Linked DNA regions of Homo sapiens: region 1 is linked to region 2. Evidence: chromatin loops called from intact Hi-C (ENCODE). Cell type or tissue: HepG2. All regions are shown on one strand. Links, peaks and the distances in the headings refer to the core of each region. The heading gives the core; the rest is flanking DNA. Region 1 has its middle 21 kb from the start of INTS6-AS1. Region 2 has its middle 26 kb from the start of MIR4703.

Region 1 (15,542 bases), core at 4,758-12,757, 52 kb after region 2:
AGAACCAATAGGATGTATATGTGGATGTGGAGAATGGGAGTGATGAAGGAAGAGAGAGACTGCCTTTAAAAAATGGCATATGTAATTGTGGGTGCTGACAAATCTGAATTCTGCAAGGCAGGCCAGGAGGGAAGAGTTGATGTTACAGCCAGAGTCCCATGGCAGTCTGGAGGCAGACTTCCTTATTCCTTGAGAGACCTCAGCCTTTTCCTCTTAAGAATTTCAACTCTTTCTCCTAAGGCCTTCAATTGATTGGATGAGGTCCATGCATATTATGACTAATTTGCTTTACTCAACGTTTACTGATTTAAATGTTAATCTCATCTAAAAAATACCTTCATAGAGACATCTAGACAGGTGCTTGACCAAATATCTGGGTACCATGGCCTGCCCAAGTTAACACATAAAATTAACCATCGAAGCTAGAAAGAGGAAAGGCAGAGTTGGGTAGGCTATAAATGTTAGATGAATGATTTGGCATTTTAAATTATGTCATGTACATATAGCACCGGGGGCATAGTGGCACACAAATTATAATTCCTTTCCTCTGTAGAAAGATTTTGAAAGTTGTAGGTAATTGAGCAGCATGATCAAAGCAACACTTATAAAAGATTTTTTTGGTAGCATTGGTATGATGTATTGAAATGGAATAAGACAAGGAGAAGGGATAACAGAACTCCATTGCCATGGATCGGGCATGAAGGAATAGATTGATCACTTACTATGTGTCAGGTATGAATATGTGCTTTAGATACGCTATTTCATGTAATGCTCATAAGCATTCTGTAAAGTAGATACTACCTGATCAATGAAAACCTGAGGCTGGGCACGGTGGCTCACACTGGTAATCCCAGCACATTAGGAGGCCGAGGCCAGAGAAACACATGAAGCTAGGAGTAAGAGACCAGCCTGGGCAACAAAGTGAGACTCCGTCTCTACAAAAAAATTTTAAAAATTAGCCAGGCATGGTGGCAGTCACCTATATAGTCCTAGCTTCTTGGGAGGCTGAGTCAGGAGGATTGCTTGAGCCTAGGAGTTCAAGGTGGCAGAGAGCTATGATTGTAGCACTGTACTCTAGCCTGGGCGAAAGAGTGAGACCCTGTCTCAATAATAATAATAAAGAAAACCTGAGACCTCCTCCCTCCCTCTGCCCAAATAAACTTGCCCAAGATCTTACAATCAGTAAATGGTGGAGATAGGATTCAGGTCCAAGCCTGAACCAAACAAGGCTGTTAGTAACAAAAGATAGCAGCAATAGAGCCGATTCTAATAACATTAAGGAATTGAAAGGATTTGTCAACTAATAAGTCTTAGTGATGGACAGAGACAAGGAGATAACTGCACAGTTTTGAAACTGGATAGACTTTTAGCAGGAGAAAACCGGATCTTCAGGAAAAGTAGGATAGTCCATATTTGGAGCTGATTTTAGAAGAGTTAGAGATTTGGGATTTATTCAAGAAGTGTTCATTTAATGGCAATCGTGTGCCAGGCATCATTCTAGGCCCTAGAGATCTATCAGTGAACAAAATAGACTAACACCCCTGTCCCTACAGTTTCCAGTATGGAGAGTCAAAAAATAAATAAGTAAATAAGTTTATGTCAGCACAAAGCATTGTGAAGAAAAGTGGGAAAGGGGAATAAGCTATGGTCAGGGTAGTCAGGGGAGACCTCGTGGAGAATTCATTCAAGTGAAGACTTCAAGGGGGTGAGGAAGCAAGTCATGCGGATGCCTGGGGGGTGGGGGGAGACACATTCTAGCCAGAGGGAACAAGAAGACTGAGGGGAAGGAGAGTAACAGACAAGGTCAGAGTCTCATTGTGTAGGACCTTATAAATTGTAAAGAATTTGGCTTTTATTCTGAACGAGATTGGTGTCATGGATGTGACTTCTATTTTAAAAGCATCACTTTGGCTGCTGTGTTTAAAATAATGTGAAGTGGAGACGGGCATAGTAGTGCACATCTGTAGTCCAAGCTACTTGGGAGGCTGAGGTGGGAGGCACTCGAGTGCCCAGGAGGCTGAGGCTGCAGTGAGAATGTTCAGAATGTTCTGTGTCGGCACTGATAGGCTCAAGACTACAGACCTCATGATGTTCATGCCACTGCACTCCAGCCTGGGTGACAAAGTGAGGTCCCAGTCTCCAAAAAAAAAAAAAAAAAAAAAAAAGAGAGAGAGAGAGGGAAGTGGAATAAGGGTAGAAGCATCGAGATCAGTGAGGAGGCTATTATAACAACCCAGGAAGAGTTAACGGTGGCTTAGACCAGGGTGGAGGCGGTGAGAAATGGTCAGATACTAGATGTATTTTGTAAATAGCAGTCCAGATATGTTGATGATTTGAATGTGAACTGTAGGAAGAAAATGTGTGAATTTCAGCGTAGAATATTTGTATTTAAGTAGCACTATCTAAAAGCTCCCAGTAACATGAAGACTGGAGTGTGAGGAAGGGGACAATAGTGAAGACAGAGATTTGAGAAACATTCACAGCAGTGCTATCTAAGTAAGGCAAACTTTAGAGAGGGTCTCTGAAGCAAAGTGGGTGTGTGTACAAGATGTAAATATACAGCTAGGGAACATAATGGAGGAGACTGAATAGCAATGTGAAGGTTTAGAGAGTAGGAAGAGGAAGCAAGAGTGACAGGGGAATAGGATATTTACCGTCATCAATTCTAACTCACTGGATTTTGTACTTTGTGACTCAGTCTTTGAAAGAGAATGAGTCAACATAGTACTATTATTGCTATTTTTGGAAGTCTCCTACTAATGGTGATATTATCCAATCTTATTTGTGATTAAGGCATTTATCGTTTGCATTATCACATAACACATCTAACAGTTGACAGAACTTTGATTTGACAAATCAGAGGGGTGACTGGTATTCTTTTACCTTTTGAGTGCCTTTTGTTTCAGGCTGCTTAATTTGTACATATGAAAAACGTGTTACACTCACCTGTGATGAGCTGTCTTCTTCTTTGCCTAGGCAGTAACCTCATTCTGGCTTAGATTCTTTTTTTAAAAAAAAATGTATAAAACACTAGGATTAATTCACTGTTCATTTTTTGTGCTTATACATCCTTAACAGGAGCGAAAGTGGCTTTCCCTTTATGTGTTCAAAGGACTCTGTGAATTATAGTTAAAAGCGAGTGTTACATAAGCAAGGACCTCTGTGCACAAACAAGTCCAAGATTGAGCGGCAGAGTGAGGCGTCTCCTCTTTAACAGAAAGAGGCATTGAACTATTCAGAATGTTCTGTGTCGGCACTGATAGGCTCAAGGCTACAGACCTCATGGAAGTGTGGAGTTTTCAACAAATGTCCTCCAACTTGACTAATTTGGATTTGGTTTTTCCTCATGGTCCTAGGTCAGCAATACTCTTTTTTTGCTTGCATCTCATCAGCTATGCTCACCACTGTGCAAACTCGCGGTTATAATTCAGTTAGGCCTCCTCTGCATCTCTACACCCTGTGAAGCATCCCCCTGACACCCTCTCTGTTCCACAGACCACAGAAATTTTTTTCAGCCTGGGAATGCTCCCTTAACCCTTTCCTACTGCTTTGTCTGAATATATTTAGTGACTGAGAACATGTTTACATTATGATTATCATTATCAAGAAATATCTTCTAATGCATAATGAATTCTGACCTAAAGATTTTTTAATTTAGAAGCTTCAGGTTTCAAAAAATATATTTGTACATTTTCTCACCAATACTAATTAACATAAAACAGACTGGAATGAACTTGTAATAGCACTAGCCAGCATCAATTGAGAGATTACCATATGCCAAGCATTTTCTATCTTTTAACTTGTTTAATTCTTAAAACAAGTCTATGAGTCAAGTATTACTGTTATACCCATTTTACAGATAGGACAACTGAGTCTCAGATCATTAAATGTTGTTAAACATGCAGGTCATACAGCTATAAATTGGATTTGAACTCAAGCTGTCTGTCTCTGCAGTCCACATGGAGTTCCTACACTCCTCTGCTTCTGTACTTGTTCAAGAAGAACACTTCATTTATTTTTATAGCTGAGCCCTTTGAGTTTCTTAAGGGTGACAGCATTATTGGCATTTTGGATGGGATAATTCATGGTTGTGCGGGACAGTCAGTCCCACATTTTGTAGACTGTTTCATATACTTAGTTCCTGGCACTGAAAGTCAGTGGTTCACTGCCTGACCTTCATCCATCATTGAGAAATGAAAAATGCCCTCATACCTTTCCAAATGTTTCCCAGTTAAATGTCTCTGGCTGAGAGTCAACAGGGGGAAAGCCTGTATCAATTAAAAATAAATAAATGCATGCGCCCCTGCTTTGTGTGTTTGTGTGTGTGTGTGTGTGTGTGTGTATATACCAGAAGTTTTCTAAAAGTTTCGTAAGTTTTTATAAATAAGTTTACAACTTTTAACAACTGCTATAACTTTAAAAACACAGCAACATAAGTGAAAGGCAGATAAAATAATCAGGTATGAAAATGAGGTCTTTTTTAGGTATGGCTGCAATGCTTCTCTTTATTATTTGTGAATAAACAATTTTGAGGCTAAAGATCATGTATAGTTTAACACTCATTATAAAGTAAGATAAACTCTACTGTTTACCCATCTGCCTAGCAAACTTTTTTTTTTAATAGTGCAAAGGTAAACTTGAATTCAGCCTGTGCCAGATCTCAAAGTCACACATCTGAAAGTCATGATTTTTTTCCTATGTTTATTTTTGGCCGTCAAACTTCAGACCACTACACAAATGCCTGTTGCCTTTTTACCAGCTCCAATCCTTCCTCAACAAAATCATAATAAGCAAAAATATTTAGTAGCGTAAAAGTGAATTTTGGGGTATTGTCTTTTCTAAGCTACGCTAGGTACCCTTTACGAGACTGTACAATTGGAGCTAAATCTTCAAGGTCATCACGTAACTAAACCACTTACAAGGCTGAAATGTGAACTTTTCTTAACTCCATTTTTAAATGACTCCTTCTCAAGGATGTTATAACAATGCTCTGAGCTATGTACTGGGAGGAATACATTTATTTAAGGAGGAAAAAGGGTCAATTATAAGATGTATCTTGAAATAGATACACTTAGAAGTTCCATCCCCTTTTCTTCGCTTATTAAAATAGCCTACCAGCTTTAAACAAAACATTTTATAATTTTATGATGTATCTTAGGAACTGTCAATAAGGTAACAACATTAGGTTTTGTTCTTGCCCTCTATTGCCTAGATGTTTTGCAATATGCTGTCAGTGCTTGAATAACATAGCAGATGAGATGCCTTGATGTCCCTGAGGATTTAAAATTTAGGCCTCTTATTATTAGAACAATTTAATGATGATGTTGAGATTTAAAATAAGAATATCCCTTTGAAAGCTATGATATGACAGACAAACCTACATACTCTGTGGTAGAGCAGAGTGTTGAAATTATAAATCAGGCAAAATGAAAGCAACTCACAAAAAAATGTTTTAGCAGTTTCTTAACATTTGATTTATTGAAACTTCCCTAAAATAATTTTATACCTGAGAAAATAAGGCAGCTCATACTTTAGGAAGTACTTTATCCATGTGTGTATGCATTTTTATTTCATTTTTAAACGTCTAACATGTCACCCATTTTTACTTACCCTTTCTTTGAGCAAGGGTTAGAGACAGCTAAGAGAAATAGGGCATCACTTGCACTTACCAGGCCCTTTTTTGTGAAAGAATATGGCAGTATCCTGTAACTGAAATTTCTGGTGGCTTCCTGCCAGGGGAGTTTGCTTAGCTTGATCTGTGAAAAAGAGCAAACTACTGGATCTGAATAGGTTTCAGATTCCTTATGAAGGTGAAAATGGTCCTTAAAGTATAAAAGGATCTTGTTGGTGAGAAAAATAAAGAGCACTTTAACTGAAATTAAAATTTTTTATCTGCAAAAGGCTGAGTGGATTAAAGGGAGACAGCAAGTAACAAGAGTGACATGTTTAGGAAAAGCTCAAGATGAAAAAAATTGTATTACTGTAGAATGAGGGTTCTACCTAGAAAAATACAGATGAATCAGACTAGGAGTTTAGAATAAGGCATGTAACCTAATCATTCACTAATTCAACAAATATTTGAGCAGATATTATGATGAGTAAGACATGGTCTCAAGCTCTGCTACATACTGGAACTGAGTATTGAACCAAGGGCTCAAGAGTCAGGAGTGGTTTTCTGAACTGGGTTTGGAACAGTGATACGGAGTCTAGCTAGATAAGGGGATGCTGAGGATGGCAAATGGAGTTCTGGGGGAGAGGGCAATGCAGAAAGAAGGAGAGAACTATATTAGCAGTCATAAAAGATATAGTTATCCTGAGAAACTACAATTTAATTAAGCTTAGTGAAATGAGTACACATTCTATTTATGTGGGAAGGAAAGGAACATAAAACAAGTTGGGTATTACAAAGATTCTACAATGGAGATCATGAAAAACTAGAAAGAAATATAAATATGGAAGGAGTAAAGAAAACAAGTTTAAAAAGTACCATCTGGATGGTTAAGAAGTTTAGGAAAAAATGGAAAGAATTAAACATGTGCATTTTATTTCAGCTATTTCTAAAATATATTTATACCTAAACAAATTCTCAGGGGGAAGGGAGGGATAGGGAGAGATTTGTTAAAGGATAGAAAATTACAGCTAGACAGAAGGAATAAGTTCTAGTGTTCTATACCATGTATAGATGTAGGATGACTATAGTGAACAATAACATAGTTTCAAATAGCTAGGAGGATTATGTTCCCAACACAAATAAATGATAAATGTTTGGGATGATGGATATGCTAATTACTCTCTCTGATCATTATAGATTATGGGATCCAAAAATCACAATGATGAATACGTACAATTATTATTTGTCAATAAAAAATAAAATTAAACAAATTCTCCTTCATCATTGAGCCTGACTTCAAGCAGTGAGAATGTTGCCAATGAAATGATAGTGTTGACATAAGTACCATTATTAAGAACAAGACATATGCTAAATTGGGGTAAAATAGGGGTTGTGGCATCCGTATGAAAGAAGTGAAATTAGGCTAAATAAGTTAAAGAAAGACAAAGGTTATCTAAAATAAGCTGAATTACAGGTGATGGGAAAAATCTAAGTCAAGAAAAAATAAGCAAGAAAAAGTTCAAAAGAAAAAAGCATGTACAACTTACTGGTGGAACTATGGTAGCTTAAAAACTGCAATTTGAAGATATATATATATATATATCTACATATACATATACATATTAATTAACTGGATAATGGAGTCAGGTATTTTAGTAATTATGTAGAAAAAATAAATCTTGCAATAAAGGGGAAAAGTTTGGGTTTGAACTTTATATATTGACTGAATTCATCACTTACAGAATGAATTCAATGAACTTTTAGAATGGCTAGAGTCCCTTCCTTTTTACACACACATGTACATCCACTCCTTTCCTATTTAGTTCACATTAAAGAAAATATTTAGGCAAAGATTTTATATGAACTGTTTTGCCCACTTATTTAAAAACAATGACTTACATGATTAAAGTCCAGTATAACAAAACATTGGATTGTTTTTCAGCCTTTTGTTTTATCATTGTATTGACTGCACACAATGTATCTTGTGTGTGAGAGATGTTAGTCTAGTTGTTTTCATATCTATGAAATTCTGCTAACATTTTTAATTTATGTGTGAAAAGTGATTTTAAAAATATATAAAATGACAAATAAATATTTGTCTTTTTCCTCTTATTGCTTCACAAAATCAAATACCCTATATAAAACTTCTGGTATTGCCATTGTAGTGGTAATGCCTACAGCAAACTAGAAATTCTTGTGACTGAAATAAAAAACCCACCAGGAATGATGGCATGTGATTGCTTGAGCCCAGGAGTTAAAGTCCAACCTGAGCAACATAGTGAGACCCCGTCTCTAAAAAACAAACAAACAACTCCAGTGATCCCCAAATACACATCTTTTGAAGATCAAGATCTTTACTTAACAATATATTAGTACAAATAAATATTTATGGTAAAATTTTAATGGTTCAACAGATGTTATTTTTTAAACACGTCACCCATTTGAATAGGCTTTATTTATGATACGATACATAATTTAATGATAAATATAGTCATGCATTGCTTAATGGGATACATTCTGATAAATGCACCACTATATGGTTTCATCATTGTGTGAACATCATAGAGTTTATTTACACAAACCTAGATGGTATAACCTACTCCACACCTAGGTTATATGGTATGGCCTATTGCTCCTAGGCTACAAACCTGTACAGCATGTTACTGTACTGAATACTGTAGGCAATTGTGACACAATGTTATGTGTGTGTGTATAAACACTAAAAAGGTACAGTAAAAATATGATATAAGAGAACAAAATGGTAACGTGGATAGGGCACTTACCATGAATGGAGCTTATAGGGCTGGAACTTGCTCTTAGTGAGCAAGTGAGTGCTGAGTGAAAGTGAAGGCCTAGGACATTATACTACTGTAGACTTTTTATATAAATACTGTACACTAAATTTATATAAAAATGTTTTTCTCTTTTCAATAATTAGCTTACTGTAATTGTTTTGCTTTATAAACTATTTTCTTAACTTTTTTTTTTTTTTTTCAGACAGATTCGCTCTGTTGCCCAGGCCGGAGTGCAGTGGCGCAATCTCCGCTCACGGCAACCTCCGCCTCCCAGGTTAAAGTGATTCTCCTGCCTCAGCCTCCCGAGTAGCTGGGACTACAGGCACTCGCCACGCCTGGCTAATTTTTTGTATTTTTAGTAGAGACGGGGTTTCACTGTGTTAGCCAGGATGGTGTCGATCTCCTGACCTCCTGATCCGCCTGCCTCAGCCTCCCAAAGTGCTGGGATTACAGGCGTGAACCACCACGCTGGCCTTTTTTTTTTTTTTTTTTGAGACAGAATTTCGTTTTTCTTGCCCAAGCTGGAGTGCAATGGCGCGATCTCCACTCAAGGCAAACTCCGCCACCCGAGTTCAAGCAATTCTCCTGCCTCAGCCTCCCGAGTATCTGGGATTACAGGCGCGCACCACCACGCCCAGTTAATTTTTTTGTATTTTTAGTAGAGACGAGGTTTCATCATGTTGGCCAGGCTGGTCTTAAACTCCTAACCTCAGGTGATCCACCTGCCTTGGCCTCCCAAAGAGCTAGGACTACAGGAGTGAGCCACCGCGCCCGCCTTTTTTAACTTTTTGACTCTCCTATAATAACACTTGGATTAAATCACACGGCCGGACGCGGTGGCTCAGGCCTGTAAATCCCAGCACTTTGGAAGGCCCAGGCGGGCAGATCAGGAGGTCAGGAGATCGCGACCATCCTGGCTAACACGGTGAAACCCCGTCTTTACTAGAAATACAAAAATTAGCTGGGGGTGGTGGCTTGTGCCTGTAGTCCCAGCTACTTGGGAGGCTGAGGCAGGAGAATCGTTTGAACCCGGGAGGTGGAGGTTGCAGTGAGCTGAGATCATGCCACTGCACTCCAGCCTGGTGACAGAGCTAGACTCTGTCTCAAAAAAAAGAAAAAAACAAAAAACAAACAAACAACACACACACAGACACACACACACACACACACACACACACACACAGCTGGATGCAGTGGCTCACGCCTGTAATCCCAGCACTTTGGGAAGCTGAGGCGGGCGGATTGCTTGAGTCTAAGAGTTCGAGACCACCCTGGGCAACATGGTGAAACCCTGTCTCTACTAAACATACAAAAAATTAGCCAGGCGTGGTGGTGCGTGCCTGTAGTCCCAATTACTCGGCAAGCTGAGGTGGAAGAATCACGTGAGCCCAGGAAATCAAGGCTGCGGTGAGCTGTGATGGCGCCACTTCTGCCTGGGCAACCAGAGTGAGATTCTGTCTCAAAAAAACAAAACAAACCCCCTAAAAGAAAAAACAAACACACATACATTGTACCCCTGTACAAAAATATTTCCCTTCTTTATATCCTTATTCTATATGCTATTTTCTATTTATTTACTTTATAAACTTTTTTGTTAAAAACTAAGACACAAACACACACATTAGCCTAGGCCAGCATAAGGTCAGGATTCTCAATGTCACCGTCTTCTATCTCCACATGGTGTCCTGCATGGTCTTCAGAGGCAATAACAGGCATGGAGCTGTCATCTCCCACCATAACAATGCCTTTGGATACCTCCTGAAGGAGCTGCCTGAGGTTATTTTACAGTTAACCCTTTTTTTATAAATAGAGGAACATACTCTAAAATAATGGTAAAAAGTTTAATATACTAAATATATAAACCAGTAACAGTCATTTATGATCAAGTATTATGTAATGTACATAACTGTATATACTTTACTTTTATATGACTGGCAGCATAGTAGGTTTGTTTACACCAACATCACCATAAACATATGAGTAAGCTGTTGTTCTATGACATTACAACTGATGTCACTAGGCCCTAAGAATTTTTCAGCTCCCTTATGATCTTATGGAACAGTTGTATATGTGGTGCATCCATGATGGAAACATCATTATGTGACTGTACAATAAACAAATATTTTCCAATTCATAAAACACAAGTAGAGGAAAAAGTTACTTATATTTTAAAATTTTTGAGACTGTAGTGCACATTCATTGTCCATTGTTCAAATGATAATCTGGTTAATCAAATTAGTTTTTAAAAGTTGTGGTACCAGTATTTTAGTGCAAAATGGCAGTTTAGTAAAAATTTGTTCTTCTAGTAAAAGTTATCTTATTACCACATTGAATTCATTGCATGTATGAAAACACTGCACAATTACTATGAAAGAAATTTGGAAACATTACCACTTGTTTTATCTTTTCTAACAAAATAAGAGCTCCCTGTTCTTCAGCATCTACTAGATGACAGGTATAAGCCAGGAACCACACATGCATTCTTTCTAATCTTGGCAACAGCCCTGCAGTGACAAAGATCACCAGTCGCCCGACACCTATCCTCGCCTTCCTTACTAATTGCCTCAGTTTGGTTGGAGGTGGCCATATGTGCAGCCAAAAACTACATTTCCCAGCCTCCTGTGCAAATGGAAATGGCCACGTGATATAGTTGGCAAATCAGATCAATAGTTGGACACTTAGGCACAGTTCTAGAAAATCTCGTTTTCTTTTTTTTGAGACGGAGTTTTGCTCCTGTTGCCCAGGCTAAAGTGCAATGGCCCGGTCTCGGCTCACTGCAACCTCTGCCTCCTGGGTTCAAGCGATTCTCCTGCCTCAGCCTCCCAAGTAGCTTACAGGCACCCACCACCACACCTGACTAATTTTTGTATGTTTAGTAGAGATGATGTTTCACCATGTAGGTCAGGCTAGTCTCGAACTCCTGACCTCAGGCAATCCACCCAACTTGGCCTCCCCATAGTGCTGGGATTACAGGTGTGAGCCAGAAAAATCTCTTTTTTAAAGGAAGGCCAGCTCAGCTGGCATGCTTTCTTTTCTCCTTCCTATTACTTCTACCAAACCAAACCTACAATACTTGAGGTGAATTAGGTAATTATGAGTTGACAAACACATATTGAGAATGGCTGAACAAGAAAACAGAGAAAGCTTAATGTTCCTGATGACATTATGAAGTACACAGTGGACAGATGAGGCCTGGACTGACTACCTCAGACATATGTGATAAAAATAACCCTCGTTTTTCAGGTGAACCCTTGTTATTCCCAGATGAATGCAACTCTCAATTGATTCATCCACAAAGAAAATGTTGACTTTTAGTCTGACAAGGGACAACCAGCTGGTAGAAAACAGAATAATTTGATACATAGATATCAGAAGAATTAATGATCTGATTTAAAAGTGTTTTGAGATCCTTGGATTTAAAGTGTTATATATCATGGAGAAGACATAATGTTAAGGGCTATATAAACATTTCCCTTAATTTTATTTCAATAAATTTCTACCTTGGGCAAGTTTATTTAACCCTAGTTCTCAGTTTACTCATTTTTTAAAAATTAGAGACAGATGGGGTCTTGCTATGTTGCCCAGGCTGGAGGGCCGTGGCTATTCACAGGTGCCATCCCACTACTGATCAGCATGGGAATTTTGACCTGCTCCATTTCCAGCCTGGACCAGTTCAGCCCTCCTTAGGCAACCTGGTAGTTCCCTGTCCCGAGAGGTTACCATATTAATGCCAAACTTAGTGCAGACACCCACTTGGCATAGCACACTATAGCCCAGAACTCTTGTGCTCAATCAGTTCTCCTGTCTCAGCCTTCTGAGTACCTGAGACTAAAAGTGCACACCACTATGCCTGTCCATTTACTCGTTTTTAATACTAGAGAAGTGCACTCAACTATTTCTAAGATTCCTTACAGAGAAAACTATTAACATGCTGTACACATTGGCTTATCATGAAAAAACAATGATGATGACAACCTAACCTGCTCCTGAATGCATAATTCCTCATAATCTTGTGAATACAAGTGAGCCATAAATGTTCATGATACAAACTTTAGTATGTAAGAATCATATTCTCCCTAAGAGTTAGAGGAACAGTTTACGAAGATATGTAGTAATAGATGCAGTACTGAGAATTCACATGAAAGTGCTGAATGGAGTCACTAAAAGAACATGGACTCCAGTCTTTATTTTTGCTTTTCTAGATAGATTGTGCTTTTATTAAAAGAATGATCAAAAGTACCATACAAATACAACACAGGATATAGTGAAAGTTCCCTTATCCAACACTGATATTGTGATTGGTGAAGGGAAAAAGTCAATTTAAACAGAGAAATTTAAAAATGATACATACATATCTTTAATTTTAAATTTTAACTTAAACTACAAATGTATTTCATTTGCCAACAAAATATCTGTAAATTTCTACTCACTTTTTCGAGACTTTTGCAGTTGTTTTGCTTATACTTAATTTGCCAGTAATTTCTTTAGTGACTGACTTTTGTTTCATATTTCACTGGTTTACCTATTTAATTAATTAATTTCAATAACAAGTTTAATTGGTATAAGCAGGTTTGAGAAAAAGGCAACTGACTTCAGTAGCATAAAACTTGTAGTAGGAGCAGAGGTTCACAAATGTATCAGAGGGAATTCTACTAGTTTTGAGCTACAAGCATGTGTTAAAGAACAAGAGCCAGACATGGTGATTTGTACCTGTAGTCCAACTACAAGGGAGGCTGAGGCAAGAGAATCACTAGAGCCCAGGAGTTCGAGGCTGCAGTGAGCTGTGATCATGCCATTGCACCCAAGCCTGGGCGACAGAACAAGACCCTATCTCTAAAAAGAAAAAGTAAAGAAAGAAGGAACAAGGAGCATCAGTTAATCTGGCAAATTAAGTAGATGTAACGAGAACTCCTTATGTGCCTATCATCAGTGATAGATATTGCATAATAAGATGTTAAACTATTTTATTCACACTTTCTTTTAGAACATCGGTCTTTGGAGATTAGTGAACTGAATATTAAAATGACATTCTCACTAACGTCCCCTTTTATCCTTCCCATTTTCCTGTGAGCAAATTCCTGCCTTACATGATACTTTGTTGATGGTCTCCCTGACATCTTCCTTTATGCCTGTGTCTCCCTTGAATCCCGGTTCCTATAGTCATCACAAGGTTGGGAAACCTGTCCCTAACCCCCAATTCCCACAGGTGGGCCAACAATAAGCATCGTCATACTTACCCAGCATTCTGCCTCTGAATTCAGATCCAGGTTCTTGTTCCATGTTGCTTTGTGACCCTGGACTATGTTAATTCATGTTACTTAGTTTCCATTTCTTTTTCTGAAAAAGTAGGAACACTTAGCTTACAGGCGTGTTAGATTAAATGACCATGGGGAAGCTCTGACACAAGTAGACAGTGAAGTGTCCGTTTTCTTTAACGCCATTTCCTTAATACCAGTAATATTTTGCCTTTGCCTGTTACTTCCCATCACATTCCTGACACAGCGCTCTGAACCCTCACAGGCATGCTTGTTGAATCTCCTAGAGGTTGACCACCTGCTTGCCAGCGTGGCATCTCAGCCCATCAAGAGTCCAGATGACTTGCTTGCTTGTCCATATTATTCCCATAGCTACCAAAGCAATCTCCCTGAAGAACTTGGCTGGGTCTTTAGTCTCACTGGTTAGTGTGGGCAGCTGTCCACTTCTCACAGCTCCCTCTGCATACATCCTCTCCACTTCTGATTTCCTCTATAATTGTCATTCAACACACATTAAACATTTACTAAATACTGGTTATATTAGGGTTCTCCAGAGAAACAAAAGCAATGAAAGATAGATCTATCTATCGATCTATCTATCTATCTATCTATCTATCTATCTATCTATCTATCTGTCTGAGATTTATTATACGGAATTGACTCACATGATCATCGAGACTAAATCCCAAGATTTGAAGTTGAAAAACTGGAGACCAGGAGAGTCAGTGGCATAGTTCTAGACTCCCCTGAAGGCCTGAGAACCAGGAGAGCAGATGGTAAAGTTCCAATCTGAAGGCAAGTAGGCTCAAGACCTGAGAAGAGCCAGTATTACAGTTTGAGCCTGAAAAACACCAATGTTCCAGCTCAAAGGCAGTCAGGCAGAAGGAACTCTCTCTTACTTAGCCTTTTTGTTCTATTTAGCCCTCAACTGATTGCGTGAGGTCCACCCACATTAGGGATGGCAGTTTGCTTTACTCAGTCTATAGATTCAAATGTTAATTTCATCCAGAAACACCCTCATAGACAGACCAAGAATAATGTTTGAGCAAATACCTGGGTATCCTGTGATCCAGTCAAGTTGACACATAAAATTAACCATCACACTGGGAATTGTGCTAGTTACTTTGCTTGTATTCTTGTTATTATTTCTGGTCTCAGAGAAGTCATTGCTCCATCTTTCACATCCTAATGACCCCATCTATGAAGCTGACCCTGTCCTCTCCTGCTCCAGAGACCTGCCATACCAATTATACCTTTCTCACAGCCTCAGTTTTTCCTTGCTCTTTTTCTACCTAAAAACATATTAGAGTTTTTCCTTTATCTTTTTTTGTGCAAAAAGAGAAGTTATATATTCTCTGACTTCATTCACTACAACTCCTAGTGATCTAATTTACCTTATTTCTTCTGTATCTATATTCCACTAAAAAGACGTATAGGCCAGGAGTGGTGGCTCATGCCTGTAATCCCAGCACTTTGGGAGGCCGAGGCGGGCGGATCACAAGGTCAGGAGATCGAGACCATCCTGGCTAACACCGTGAAACCCCGTCTCTACTAAAAAAAATACAAAAAAATTGGCCAGGCGTGATGGCAGGCACCTGTAGTCCCAGCTACGTGGGAGGCTAAGGCAGGAGAATGGCGTGAACCCGGGAGGTGGAGCTTGCAGTGAGTGGAGATGCGCCACTGCACTCCAGCCTGGGAGACAGAGTGAGACTCCGTCTCAAAAAAAAAAAAAAAAAAAAAAAAAAAGACTTATAGAAGACAACAATGGCTTTCTTAATCTAACATCTTAGTCTTTGCTTCATTTGATGTTTTGGTAATTTTTTAAAAAACCTACTTGCTTTTCTAAGAGCAAAAGATAAATTTTTTTTTCTCTTTGCTTTG
Region 2 (15,542 bases), core at 5,102-13,101:
TGATGCAAAGAAAAGGTGGTGACTTCCTGTGGGTCGGAGAGGGCGTGGTGACCTACAGGGAGCTTTGCTAGGATTCCAGAACCAGTGTGTGCTATAGCAATGAGAAACAGGGCAAATATCCTCACCTCTTCCCCCTAAACTACCATACTTCATTCATGTAATGAAGTCACAGTCCACATTTTCCAGCTTCCGTTTTCTTTGAATGAGACATTAGTGTATCAACTGAGCTGCCTTCACTCTAGTCCCCAATATCTTTCCTTTATCAGGAGTGTGTCAACATGAAAACAGAACTATTCATGATTTGTTTTCCTGTAGACAAAGTCACCAGGTGATTATTTTGTCTACAAGTTATTATGTTATTATGTAGATGAATAAGTGCATATTTAGGCCAACAAAACAAAAAAAAAAGCCCTTTAAAAACTTTTAGAAAAGAATTCTGCAACAGAACTGTTTGCTTGGGTTTGCCTACTCCAGAAATGTAGACCTGGACTCAAATAGATATTGCTCACCTTAGCCAGGTATATATAATAATAATACAGGCTTGGCACAGTGGCTCATATCTATAATCCCAGCACTTTGGGAGGCTGAGGGAGGTGGATTGCTTGAGCCCAGGAGTTTGAGACCAGCCCAGGCAACATGGTGAAACCCTGTCTCTACAAAAGATACAAAAATTAGCTGGGCATGGCAGCATGCATCTGTGATCCCAGCTACTTGGGAGGCTGATGTGGGAGGATTGCTTGAACCTGGGAGGCAGAGGTTGCAGTGAGCCAAGATGGCACCACTGCACTCCAGACTGGGTGACAGAGCGAGACTCTGTCTCAAAAACTAAAATAACAACAATAATAAATAATACCAGAAGAGTTTATTTACTTGGAAGTTTATAAAAACCACAAAACATTCGTTGACAATGAAGTTACTCTCTAGAATTAGAACTGTATTTCATAGAAATATGCAATTTTCTTTGCATTATTTTTCCCCCAAACAAATTTAAAGGTTTCTGATATTCTCCATATCTTTCTAGTGAGATCTCTCAGAACAGTTTTGAAAGAACTGAAAACCTTCCAGCAGTGTTTTTTAGTGGGTGAGGGGAGAGGAATTTCAATCAGTAACATCTTAAACAGCTCTCAAATTGTCCTTGGACCAGACCACGGGACTCCACAGTAAGTTCCCCTCTCTGCATACCACAGTCTCAGGAATCTTTCTGATCTTCACTTCCATTGTAATCTAATTCTTGTGCCCTTGCAATTTGATACCTCAGACTGCACCTTCCTCCCCAAGTTCACTACTGCCTGAGCCAGAGACTGTGTTTCCCTTTTTCTGATATCCCACTGCTAAAGGCCATGCTCCCACACCCAGTTCTCAGTCTCTGTACCCTAACTCAAGTCAGCTGGATTCTCCAGTTGCAACAACGGCATTCTCTGAACTTGTGGGTTAATGCCCAGCATTTTGTGTGATCTTTGGTAGTGGAAAGTGATGATTCACACATCTCATGGTCCTCTGGTCTGGAAAGTTCTTAACCACTGTCTATGTAGCATTGAACCCTGGCAAATTCTGAGAAATGGGTTTTCAAGAACCCACTTTAAGAGTGTATCTACCACATCCTATCTATCCAAAAGAATTCTGTGTGTGCTAGAGAAAGCATCACAAGTTTGGGAGTAGACGCTGCTCTCTCCCTATTCAGTGTCAATTAGAATTTTTCCAGTGCATCCCAAGAGGCACCAGATATTGAAGGCAGGACTTTCTACTCTTTTTGCCCTTACAATTCTTACAGTTGACTTCTTCTAGAGGCAGGGGAGTATGTCTTGTTTTAAAATTTATTTTTTTAATTATACGTTAAGTTCTAGGGTACCTGTGCACAATGTGCATGTTTGTTACATAGGTATACATGTGCCATGGTGGTTTGCTGCACCCATCAACTCGTCATTTACATTAGGTATTTCTCTTAATGCTGTCCCTCCCCCAGCGCCCCCTGCCTGACAGGCCCTGGTGTGTGATGTTCCCCACCCTGTGTCCATGTGTTCTCGTTGTTCAACTCCCACCTATGAGTGAGAACATGTGGTGTTTGGTTTTCTGTCCTTGTGATAGTTTGCTTAGAATGATGGTTTCCAGCTTCATCCATGTCCCTGCAAAGGACATGAACTCATCCTTTTTATGGCTGCATAGTATTCCATGATGTATATGGGCCACATTTTCTTTATTGACTCTATCACTGATGGGCATTTGGGTTGGTTCCAAGTCTTTGCTATCGTGAATAGTGCCACAATAAACATACGTGTGCGTGTGTCTTTATAGTAGCATGATTTATAATTGTTTGGGTATATACCCAGTAATGGGATTGCTGGGTCTAATGGTATTTCTGGTTCTAGATCCTTGAGGAATCGCCACACTGTCTTCCACAATGGTTGAACTAGTTTACACTCCCACCAACAGTGTAAAAGCATTCCTATTTCTCCACATCCTCTCAGCATGTGTTGTTTCCTGACTTTTTAATGATCACCATTCTAACTGGCATGAGATGGTATCTCATTGTGGTTTTGATTTGCATTTCCCTGAAGACCAGTGATGATGACCACTTTTTCATGTCTGTTGGCTGCATAAATGTCTTCTTTTGAGAAGTGTCTGCTCATATCCTTTGCCCACTTTTTGATGGGGTTGTTTTTTTTTTCTTGTAATTTGTTTGAGTTCTTTGTAGATTCTGGATATTAGCCCTTTGTCAGATGGGTAGGTTGCAAAGATTTTCTCCCATTCTGTAGGTTGCCTGTTCACTCTGATGATAGTTTCTTTTGCTGTGCAGAAGCTCTTTAGTTTAATTAGATCCCATTTGTCAATTTTGACTTTTGTTGCCATTGCTTTTGGTGTTTTAGTCATGAAGACTTTGCCCATGCCTATGTCCTGAATGGTATTGCCTAGGTTTTCTTCTAGGGTTTTTATGGTATTAGGTCTGACGTTTAAGTCTTTAATCCATCTTGTGTTAATTTTTGTATAAGGTGTAAGGAAGGGGTCCAGTTTCAGCTTTCTACATATGGCTAGCCAGTTTTCCCAGCACCATTTATTAAATAGAGAATCCTTTCCCCATTGCCTGTTTTTGTCAGGTTTGTCAAAGATCAGATGGTTGTAGATGTGTGGTGTTATTTCTGAGGCCTCCATTCTGTTCCATTGGTCTATATATCTGTTTTGGTACCAGTACCATGCTGTTTTGTTTACTGTAGCCTTGTAGTATAGTTTGAAGTCAGGTAGTGTGATGCCTCCAGCTTTGTTCTTTTTGCTTAGGATTGTCTTGGCAATCTGGGTTCTTTTTTGGTTCCATATGAACTTTAAAATAGTTTTTTCCAATTCTGTGAAGAAAGTCAGTGGTAGCTTGATGGGGATAGCATTGAATCTATAAATTACTTTGGGCAGTATGACCATTTTCACAATATTGATTCTTCCTATCCATGAGCATGGAATGTTTTTCCATTTGTTTGTGTCCTCTTTTATTTCAGTTGAGCAGTGGTTTGTAGTTCTCCTTGAAGAGGTCTTTCACATCCCTTGTAAGTTGGATTCCTAGGTATTTAATTCTCTTTGTGGTAATTGGGAATGGGAGTTCACTCATGATTTGGCTCTCTGTTTGTCTATTATTGATGTATAGGAATGCTTGTGATTTTTGCACATTGATTTTGTATCCTGAGACTTTGCTGAAGTTGCTTATCAGCTTAAGGAGATTTTGGGCTGAGACGATGGGGTTTTCTAAATATACAATCATGTCATCTGCACACAGAGACAATTTGACTTCCTCTTTTCCTAATTGAATACCGTTTATTTCTTTCTCTTGCCTGATTGCCCTAGCCAGAACTTCCAACACTATGTTGAATAGGAGTGGTGAGAGAGGGCATCCTTGTCTTGTGCCAGTTTTCAAAGGGAATGCTTCCAGTTTTTGCCCATTCACTATGATATTGGCTGTGGGTTTGTCATAAATAGCTCTTATTATTTTCAGATATGTTCCATCGATACCTAGTTTACTCAGAGTTTTTAGCATGAAGTGGTGTTGAATATTGTCGAAGGCCTTTTCTGCATCTATTGAGATAATCATGTGGTTTTTGTCATTGGTTCTGTTTATGTGATGAACTACATTTATTGATTTGCATATGTTGAACCAGCCTTGCATCCCAGGGATGAAGCCAAGTTGACCGTGGTGGATAAGCTTTTGATGTGGTGGATAAGCTTTTGCCAGTATTTTATTGAGGACTTTCGCATCAATGTTCATCAGGGATATTGGCATAAAATTCTCTTTTTTTTGTTGTGTTTCTACCAGGTTTTGGTGTCAGGATGATGCTGGCCTCATAAAATGAGTTAGGGAGGAGTCCCTCTTTTTCTGTTGTCTGAAATAGTTTCAGAAGGAATGGTACCAGCTCCTCTTTGTACCTCTGGTAGAATTCAGCTGTGAATCCATCTGGTCCTGGACTTTTTTTGGTTGGTAGCCTATTAATTATTGCCTCAATTTCAGAACCTGTTATTGGTCTATACAGAGATTCAACTTCTTCCTGGTTTAGTCTTGGGAGAGTGTATGTGTCCAGGAATTTATCCATTTCTTCTAGATTTTCTAGTATATTTGCATAGAAGTGTTGATAGTATTCTCTGATGGTAGTTTGTATTTCTGTGGGATCAGTGGTGATATCCCCTTTATCATTTTTTGTTGCATCTATTTGATTCTTCTCTCTTTTCTTCTTTATTGGTCTTGCTAGTTGTCTATCAATTTTGTTGATCTTTTCAAAAAACCAGCTCCTGGATTCATTGATTTTTGAAGGGTTTTTTGTGTCTCTATCTCCTTCAGTTCTGCTCTGATCTTAGTTATTTTTTGCCTTCTGCTAGCTTTTGAATTTGTTTGTTCTTGCTTCCCTAGTTCTTTTAACTGTGATGTTAGGATGTTGATTTTAGATCTTTCCTGCTTTCTCTTGTGGCATTTAGTGCTATAAATTTCCCTCTACACACTGCTTTAAATGTGTCCCAGAGATTCTGGTACATTGTGTCTTTGTTCTCATTGGTTTCAAAGAACATCTTTATTTCTGCCTTCATTTCATTATTTACTCAGTAGTCATTCAGGAGCAGGTTGTTCAGTTTCCATGTAGTTGAGCGGTTTTGAGTGAGTTTCTTAATCCTGAGTTCTAATTTGCTTGCACTGTGGTCTGAAAGACAGTTTGTTGTGATTTCTGTTCTTTTACATTTGCTGAGGAGTGCTTTACTTCCAACTATGTGGTCAATTTTGGAATAGGTGTGGTGTGCTGAGAAGAATGTATATTCTGTTGATTTGGGGTAGAGAATTCTGTAGATGTCTATTAGGTCTGCTTGGTGCAGAGCTGAGTTCAATTCCTGGATATCCTTGTTAACCTTCTGTCACGTTGATCTGTCAAATGTTGACAGTGGGGTGTTAAAGTCTCCCATTATTATTGTGTGGGAGTCTAAGTCTCTTTGTAGATCTCTAAGGACTTGCTTTATGAATCTGGGTGCTCCTGTATTGGGTGCATATATAATTAGGATAGTTAGCTCTTCTTGTTGAATTGATCCCTTTACCATTATGTAATGGCCTTCTTTGTCTCTTTTGATCTTTGTTGGTTTAAAGTCTGTTTTATCAGAGACTAGGATTGCAACCCCTGCTCTTTTTTGGTTTCCATTTGCTTGGTAGATCTTTCTTCATACCTTTATTTTGAGCCTATGTGCATCTTTGCACATGAGATGGGTCTCCTGAATACAGCACACTGATGGGTCTTGACTCTTTATCCAATTTGCCAGTCTGTGTCTTTTAAATTGGGCATTTAGCTCATTTACATTTAAGGTTAATATTGTTATGTTTGAATTTGATCCTGTCATTATGTTAGCTGGTTATTTTGCCTGTTAGTTGATGCAGTTTCTTCATAGCATCGATGGTCTTTACAATTTGGCATGTTTTTGCAGTGGCTGGTACTGGTTTTTCCTTTCCATGTTTAGTGCTTCCTCCAGGAGCTCTTGTAGGGCAGGCCTCTCTCAGCATTTGCTTGTCTGTAAAGGATTTTATTTCTCCTTCATTTATGAAGCTTAGTTTGGCTGGATATGAGATTCTGCGTTGAAAATTCTTTTCTTTAAGAATGTTAAATATTGGCCCCCACTCTCTTCTGGCTGTAGGGTCTGCCGAGAGATCCGCTGTTAGTCTGATGGGCTTCCCTTTGTGGGTAACTTGACCTTTCTCTCTGGCTGCCCTTAACATTTTTTCCTTCATTTCAACCTTGGTGAATCTGACAATTATGTGTCTTTGGGTTGCTCTTCTCGAGGATTATCTTTGTGGCGTTCTCTGTATTTCCTGAATTTGAATGCTGGCCTGCCTTGCTAGCTTGGGGAAGTTTTCCTGGATAATATCCTGCAGAATGTTTTCTACCTTGGTTCCATTTTCCCTGTCACTTTCCGGTACACCAATCAAATGTAGATTTGGTCTTTTCAGTAGCCCCATATTTCTTGGACTCTTTGTTCATTTCTTTTCACTCTTTTTTCTCTAAACTTCTCTTCTTGCTTCATTTCTTTAATTTGATCTTCAATCACTGATACTCTTTCTCCCTCTTGATCAAATCGGCTTTTGAAGCTTGTGCATGTGTCATGAAGTTCTTGTGCCATGGTTTTTGGCTCCATCAGGTCATTTAAGGTCTTCTCTACACCCTTTATTCTAGTTAACCATTCATCTAACCCTTTTTCAAGGTTTTTAGCTTCCTTGCGATGGGTTAGCACATGCTCCTTTAGCTCAGAGAAGTTTGTTACTACTGATCTTCTGAAGCCTACTTCTGTCAACTCATCAAACTCATTCTCCATCCAGTTTCGTTCCCTTGCTGGCAAGGAGCTGTGATCCTCTGGAGGAGAAGAGGTGCTCTGTTTTTTGGAATTTTCAGCTTTTCTGCTCTGGTTTCTTCCCATCTTTGTGGTTTTATCTACCTTTGGTCTTTGATGTTGGTGACCTACAGATGGGCTTTTGGTGCGGATGTCCTTTTTGTTGATGTTGATGCTATTCCTTTCTGTTTGTTAGTTTTCCTTCTGACAGTCAGACCCCTCAGCTGCAGGTCTGTTGGAGTTTGCTGGAGGTCCACTCCAGACCCTGTTTGCCTGGGTATCACCAGTGGAGGCTGCAGAATAGCAAATATTGCTGCCTGATCCTTCCTCTGGAAGCTTCATCCCAGAGGGGCACCCACCTGTTTGAGGTGTCTGTTGGCCCCTACTGGGAGGTGTTTCCTAGTCAGGGTACTTGGGGGTCAGAGACCTGCTTGAGGAGGCAGTCTGTCTGTTCTTGGAGCTCGAACGCCATGCTGAGAGAACCACTGCTCTCTTCAGAGCTGTCAGACAGGGACATTTAAGTCTGCAGAAGCTGTCTGCTGCCTTTTATTCTACTATGCCCTGCCCCCAGAGGTGGAATATATAGAGGCAGTAGGCCTTGCTGAGCTCCAGTGGGCTCTGCCCAGTTAGTGCTTCCCTGCCTCTTTGTTTACACGGTGAGCTACCCAAGCCTCAGCAATGGTGGATGCCGATGGAGGGGAGTATGTCTTAACCACAAAGGCAACTGTTTGCAGATCTCACATGATGCTAATTTATCCTGACTCAGCCCACCCTAATTGTCCTTATACCTGACTTATAATTCAAGTATTTTGGTTTTCTACTGGTTTTAGGGATATTGTTAAAATTTCTTCAAGTCCACATTTACCCATTCACTAACCCTATCCACAAAATATTGACAAACTGAGTATTTGAAGAGTATTTGCCTTGCTTTACTTTTATCTGGTACACCTGTCTCCCTATCCTCAAATTCACATACAACAATTCCATATGCCACCTAGTCCATCAAAACAATGGCTTCTACAACTGCCACTTCCCTACATTCTCAGCTTTCAGCTGCAAATGAATTAGTACAAAAAAATTGCTTCATTATTCTACACCATTGCTCACACTGTCTGTTCTGTCCTCTGTTGAAGACCCTTTGCTTTATGCCCAGTTCTTTCTTCTCCCAACTCCCTTGAACTTGAACATTGTGATAGTCAGTGTTATGTGTCAGCTTGACCGGGCTAAGGGATGCCCAGGTAGCTGGTAAAACCTTATTTCTGGACGTGTCTGTGAGGGCGTTTCTGGAAGAGATTAGCATTTGAATCAGCAGCTGAACAAAGAAGATCCATCCTCCCCAATAGGGGCAGGCATCATCCAACTGGTCGAGGGTCTGAATAAAACAAAAAAGTAGAGGCAGGGCAAATCTTCTTCCTTTTTTAGCTGAGACATCCATCTTTTCCTGCCTCAGACATTGGTGCTACTCGTTCTTGGGACTTCAGCCTCAGACTGAGGCTTACATCATCAGCTTTCCCTGGTTCTCAGGCCTTTGAACTGATGTTGAATCACTATACCAGCTTTCTTGGTTCTCCAGCTTGCAGATGGAAGATTGTGGGACTTGGCCTTCATAATCACATGAGCCAATTCCTATAATCAATCTCTGATATTGTTTGAATATTTGTCCCCTCCAAATCTCATGCTGAAATGTGATACCGAGTGTTGGAGTGGGGCTTGGTGGGAGGTGATTGGATTATAAGGGTGGGTCCCTCATGAAAGGTTTAGCACCGTCCCCCTGGTGATGAGTAAGTACTTGCTCTGATTCATGTAAGATCTGGTTGTTTAAAAATGTGTGACACCTCCTCCCTCTGTATCTTGCTTCGGATCTCACCATGTGACATGCCAGCTCCCTCTTTACCTTCTGCCATGATTGGAAACTTCCTGGGGCTTCACCAGAAGCAAATGTTGGAGCCTGCAGAGCCATGAACAAATTAAGTCTCTTTTCTTTGTAAATTATCCAGCCTCAGGTGTTTCTTTGTAGCAATTCAAGAACAGCCTGATACGATCTCTTTGTCTCTCTCTATATGAATATATATGCAGTCACTGTGCCACATAATACATTTCAGTTAACAAACAGCATGTTCAACAATGGTCCCATAAGATTATAATACTGCATTTTCACTGTAACTTTTCTATGTTTAGATACACGATTACTTACTATTGTGTTACCAATGTGTATGGTATTCAGTACAGTAACATGTTTGTAGCCTAGGAGCAATAGGTTATACCAGATAACTTGGGTGTGTAGTAGGCTATACCATCCAGGTTTCTGTGGGTACACTCTGTGATGTTCACACAATGACAAAAGTGCCTAACAAAGCATCTTAGAATGTATCCCCATCATTAAGCAATGTAGTATTGTATAGCTATATACTATTGGCTCTACTTTTCTAAAGAGCCCTGACTAATACAGCCGTCAAACTGTTTCTTGCTTCTCACATCTGACCTCACCCAGGACTTCATTCTTTCAGGCTTACCCTGTGCCTCATGGCTACAGGGGGAAACTTATCTACGTTTTATGCTCTGGCTAGACTAAACTATTTCTTCCCTCTGCATAGGCTATTTCGTCTGCCTGGAATGACCTTCTTTGTCTTTGCTTTCCTGGAGAATGCCTATTTCTCCTAAATAGCTCATATTTTGCATATGCAAAGTTTCCCTCATCATTGCCCTCTTCCTCAACCCAAATTAACCACTGCTCATGGTGAGCTATTATGATACCTTGACATTACTTCTGTTGATTATCATACTACAGTAGTCCCCCTTATCCACAGTTTAGCTTTCAGTGATTTTGTTATAAGTGGTCAACTGTGGTTGGAAAATATATGGGAAATTCTAAAAATAAACAATTTATTAACATAAGTCTTAAATTTTCCACCACTCTGAGCCGCATGATGAAATCTTGCACCATCCTTCTCCGTCCTGCCCAGGATGGAAATCCTCACTTTGTCCAGCAGATCCACACTGTTGACACTCCCTGCCCCTGAGTCACTTTATTTGCCCTCTCTGTTATCAGATCGACTGTCACAGTATCACAGTGTTTGTGTCCACGTCACCCTTAATTTACTTAATGATGGTCCCACAGTGAAAGAGTGGTGATGCTGGCAATTTGGATATGCTGTCAAGTGCTTATGTTAAGTAAAAAGGTAAAAGTTCTCAGACTACTAAGGGAAAAAACTCATATGCTAAGGTTTCTAAAATCTACAGTAAGAATGAAACTTCTATCTGTGATATTGTGAAGAAGGAAAAATAAATTTGTGCATCGTATAGACAGAGTTTGGTAGTATCTGTGGTTTCAGGCATCCACTGGGGGTTTTGGAATGTATTCCCCATGGATAAGGGAGGACTACTGCATATAGAAATTATTTGTTTATGGGTCCACTTCTCCATTCTATTTGGATTTCTTGACATCAAGGCTACATAATGCTTAGGACATATTAGGCCTTCATTTGTTTATTCATTCTTTAAAAAAATATTAATAGACGACCTTATATGTTCCTGTTCTCACAGAGCAAAGGGGAAGGTGAAGGCAGAAATAGCTGTTTTGTGCACATGCATTTTAAGTCAAACTGCATTACAACTTGACCTGATTGCCTTTCTTTTAATTCTGTGATTGACCACTGCTCTTCAAAAAGGCCTTGATGGAGGCCTCATTCGAGTTCAGTGGTTCTCGATTCCTGTGTTTGCTTTGACTTTTCCTTAATAAACAAAACCAAAACTCCAAATGGTCAGTGACAGGCATAACCTTGTGTACCTGAGCATGGTAATGTGTCATTTTACCTCAACTTGGTGTTTTTCACTTAGGAAAAATTTTTGGTCATTATAATCCAGGATTTTTAAAAAAAAATACACCAATTTTTTTAAAATTAGAGAAAATTTAAGACTGAGACATTTAGTCATTTTTCTTGAAAATTTTGTTTTAAAGTTTTTTAAAAAGTTGTTCTCAGCAGAGCTGGCATAGGAGGCAGACAGTGTGGTTTGGTTTGGGGCAGAGGGGCCTGTGGATTCAAGCACATGGAGGTGTGCCAGCCACAGCTTCCTTCCTTCCTCCCCCAGCCTTTGGCGTCACCATTGAGACTGCCCTCTGGCTCAGACCAGAAAGACAGCCACGGTGAAAAAGCCTGGTTCCTAGGATGGGAGGGAAACTGGCCAAATCTGTTTAGACTGTAATGACAACACCAAGAACTACTTTATCACAGTTGCTCATCAGGAGCAAAGGAGGTTGCCTGGGGTTGGGTGAGGAGGGGGCTGGTAACTGTAAATGGGCACGAGGGATCTTACTGAGGGATGAAAATGATCAAAAGCTGATTTATGGTGTGTGGTTGCACAACCTGGTAAATTCACTAAGAACAAAAAACAAATCATTCAGGCCGGGCTTGGTGGCTCATGCCTGTAATCCCAGCACTTTGGGAGGCCAAGGCAGGCAGATCACCTGAGGTCAGGAGTTCGAGACCAGCCTGGCCATCCACCTGAGGTCAGGAGTTCAAGATCATCTTTTGGTAGAGATAGTGAAATCCCATCTCTACCAAAAAAATAAAAAACTCAAAAAACAAAAAGCACAAAACAAAAATTAGCCAGGTGTGTGGTGGCATGTGCCTGTAATCCCAGCTACTCAGGAGGCTGAGGCATGAGAATTGCTTGAACCTGGGAGGCAGAGGTTGCAGTGAGCCGAGATCGTGTCGCTGCACTCCAGCCTGGGTGACAGAGCAAGACTTATTTCAAAATAATAATAATAATAATAATAAGTGAAGGCCGGGTGTGGTGGCTCATGCCTGTAATCCCAGCACTTTGGGAGGCTGAGGTGGGCAGATCACGAGGTCAGGAGATTGAGACCATCCTGGTCAACATGGTGAAACCCCGTCTCTACTAAAATACAAAAAATTAGCCAAGCATGGTGGTATGTTCCTGTAGCCCCAGCTACTTGGGAGGCTAAGGCAGGGGAATCACTTGAATCCGGGAGGTGGAGGTTGCAGTGAGCAGAGATTATGCCACTGCACTCCAGCCTGGCGACAGAGCAAGACTCCATCTCAAAATAAATAAATAAATCGTTCAACTGTACACACTTGAGATGGGTAAATTATATGATATGCAAAATATACATCAATACAGTTATATAAAAAGCAGGGTGTACAATAGTGTATTTAATATGCTACCATTTAAATGAAAAAGTGGGAAACCAAAAAGAAAGGCAAAAAAGACTGAACTTTAATGAAAAGGTATGCAAAAAAATAAATGCTTTCAGTATCTCCGGGCTTAGTATTAACGTGCCAAAATATGAGCACAGGTCCTGGGGGTGGTAGCCTAGGGGGAGAAGGGCAATGAAGGATATCTGTACTGCTGGTCTCCACGGGTGCTGCGCTGGAGGCTTTGGTGGGATGCCTCTCTCTCAACATACTGTGGACTGTACATGAAGCTGTCCTGCAGGCAATTTGATTTCATGTGTGATCCAGCTAAAGCTCTATATGCCACATCAGCAAATGGGAAGGGGGCAGGAGCATACTTGGGTATCATCAGGTGGGCAGCATTAGCGTACGAGGGCTGAGGGGCAGGCCTTTGACAAGGTCAGGCGTTGGGGGTGAAATAACCTCCCCAGAAGGACATTATTCTGAGGGGCGCACAGCCGTATAAAAACATGTTCAGACAATGCCATTAGGGGAGCATGGCTGTCCACAGCAAACTGGACAGGAAAAAGAAGCAGTAACCCATGCTGTCCTTGGTGATCTTCTCTCCAGAGACTTCTGCCTGGAGTTTGGTGACCTGGCCTTGGAAGACATTGTAGAGAGAAGTGCCCAAGGGGTGAGTTTGGGGAAGAGATGTGCCAGTATAAGAATTCAGGTTTGATGATTATTATTTGTAGACGTTGAATTTATTTCACATTTTTGTTTCATGGAGCACAAACATGTTCCCTTTTAAAAAGTCACTGGTAAAGGATTGGAACAATTTACCCTGACTGTATACTGGAGACCCCAGGCACAGATCTACTGAACGACCTGGCCAGAGTCAAGGCCATTCACTAAGGACAGGACCAAAGTCATCATTACTGAAAGTTTTGTGAAAATATCTTTTTGTTTTCTTTTCAAATATTCATATATGTTCACTATTACTTTGAAAAAAAAAAAAAGCCAGATTAGTCCCTTAGAGTCCCTGGACTCTGGCCTTCTTTATTATACTTTGTTTTCAGCCAATTCTAACTTGCTAAGAGGCCAACCCTGATTTCATATGGTATTTACCTTCCTATAAACTGCAGGAACAGACTAAAATTTAGTACTGATTATTTTTAAAGGCTATTTTTTTCAGTTTATAAACCTAAAGGCTGTATTTTAGTGATAAGTAATGAATTGAATAGTGTTCCCCCCAAAATTCATGCTCATCCAGAACTTTCAGTGTCACCTTATTGGGAAATATCACCTTTGCAGATATAATTAATTAAGATGAGGTCACACTGGATTAGGATGGGCTTTAAATCCAATGACTGGTGTCTTTATAAGAGAGAGGAGTGGGAGATTGAGACCCAGAGATACAGAAACACACACAGGGGGAAAAAAAAAGGCTATATGAAGATGGAGGCAGAGCTTGGAACGATGTAGCCACAAGCCAAGGATTGCCAGCCGCCACCAGAACCTGGGAGAGAGGCATGGAGCAGATTCTCAGGCAGAGGCTCCAGAAGAAATCAGCCCTGCAGACACCTGGATTTCAGACTTGCAGCCTCCAGAAATATGAGCTCATACATTTCTGTTGTTTTAAGCCACCAGCTTGTGGCAGTTTGTTTTGGCAGCCCTAGGACACCCACACAGCACACATTTCAAAGTTGCCTTTACTTGAGCAACCCTGCACACCCAGCAGCCTGAGAGACTGTGTTGAAATGTGGAGCAGATCGTGCTGCAGCTCTGCTCAGAGAAGGGGAGTCGATGGAATGGTATGAATGCTGCATGATCTATGCCACCCCCTGCCCTCTCTTACTTCCTTTCGTGTCTTTTTTGCCACACATGCCTTTTTGATATTTTCCCAGCACACCTCATGCCCTTTGCTTTTGTGTTCATTCTGGAATGTTCTTTTGGTGATATACAGACAGCTCCCTAGCTCACCTCACCCAGCACCTATTTAATAAGACTTTCCCTAACCTCTCTATTTAACATCACCACCAGTATCCCTTAGGACCCTTGCAGCTTAATTTTTCTCCTTAGCACTTGTCACTGTCTAGTAGATTATATATTTTACTTATTTATTTCATGGATTGTCTGTCCTCCCCAACAGACAGGGATTTGAGTCTGTTCTGTTCACTACTATATCCCCAGCACCTATGTGCCTGCCACATAGCTGACGCTCAATAAATATTTGTTGGATGAGTGAATGCATACATCGTTGTGCAATTGTACTTTTATGTTTATCTATGACATGCCTAATTTCTGGATACCTTGCATAGGAATAGCTTCCAGAGCTAGCATTAGAACTTATGCTACTGTTTTGGATCCTTGACTTCCCTCCAAAGCTGGACATTTGGCAGCCCAGAGCAAAGAGCATCTGGTGTTCCTAGTACCCATGCTGTGTGCCAACAGAATTAGTATGGTTCTTGGAGGTTGGTGGATTAGTCTGCTTAGGCAAAAAAAAAAAAAAAAAAAAAACACCACAAACTGAGTGGCTTAAACAGCAGAAATGTATTATCCCACAGTTCCGGAGGCTGGAAGTCTGAGATCACAGTGTCAGCCTGGGTGGGTACTAGGGAGGGCCTCTTCCAGGTTGCAGTTGGCCACTTTCCCCCTGTGTCCTCACATGGGGGAGAGAGAGCAAATTCTATGATGTCTCTTCTTAGAAGGGCATTAAGCCCATCAGGAGGACTGTACTTCATGATATCATCTAACCCTAATTACCTCCCAAAGGCCCCATCTCCAAATATCATCACATAGGGGGTTAGGGCTTCAACCTGTAGAATTTTGGGATGGGGGACATAATTCAGTCCTCAGCAGTTAAGTTTCCTGAAACCATCAGTGTCACATCCAGTAATATGGGGCTAAGTAGGCCTTTGTGCAGTAATATCTTCTCTAACAAAAATGAATATAGAATTTTAAATACTAAATTCTTTGGAGTAATATAGGCTATATCTCATTCATATATTGACAACCACCTGAATACAGAAACATATCAATCGTTGATGACATATATGCAGAACCTGTATACACTGAATTATTTACCTCCCACTCTGCATGTTGTGGTGAGTGGTTTAACATGCAACCTAGGGTAGGTTGGAGACACAAATGAATCTCCCTTCTCCTTTCCCTCTAAGATGCTCTAATCTTAAGAATGTGTGCTGTTAACAAGGACAGCACCACAGGTTCTGTATCTCTCAAGTGTCCCTCCAGCATGCCCCAGTGTGAAGCCTTCCTACTCCACAGCAGATGTCTCAGCTGTGTGTCACCCGTTCAGGATGGCTGGGTAGGAGGGTGTGGATGAAGTCACTGCCAATCGTCCCTGCTATGAGAACAACCTAAAACACATGCCCTCCAGACTGTGGGTTAATCATATGCATTTCCTCATAATAATGAAAAGTGGCTTTCGAGGCAGGAAATCAGCTTGGCATCATCAAGTTACGTGACCGTGGGCAAGTCATTTATCCTCTCTGGGACTTGGTTTTCTCAAATTTGTCGGGTCAGCTTCCTTCTAAATTAATATTAAATTGTGACAATGGC

Evidence for each region. A loop is a pair of places that touch in the nucleus more often than their neighbours do. Peaks named below come from ENCODE experiments on the same cell type or tissue, not always from the same donor. Only the 100,000 strongest peaks of a DNase experiment are listed, where the experiment ranks them.
Region 1: a loop joins it to region 2, with 2.7 times the contacts of the local background. A loop is called at or near these places in 1 of 110 quality-filtered maps.

What each region holds. Positions count from the first base shown.
Region 1 is chr13:51,466,469-51,482,010 of GRCh38, reverse strand. It overlaps the pseudogene RN7SL320P. Among named protein-coding and RNA genes, the nearest start is that of INTS6-AS1, 21 kb to the right of the region's middle. RefSeq lists an enhancer at 2,179-3,378. In HepG2, for the core only: no CTCF peak of the experiment used is centred there; no DNase peak of the experiment used is centred there.
Region 2 is chr13:51,518,789-51,534,330 of GRCh38, reverse strand. No RefSeq gene overlaps it. Among named protein-coding and RNA genes, the nearest start is that of MIR4703, 26 kb to the left of the region's middle. In HepG2, for the core only: no CTCF peak of the experiment used is centred there; DNase peaks (open chromatin) are centred at 9,870 and 10,980.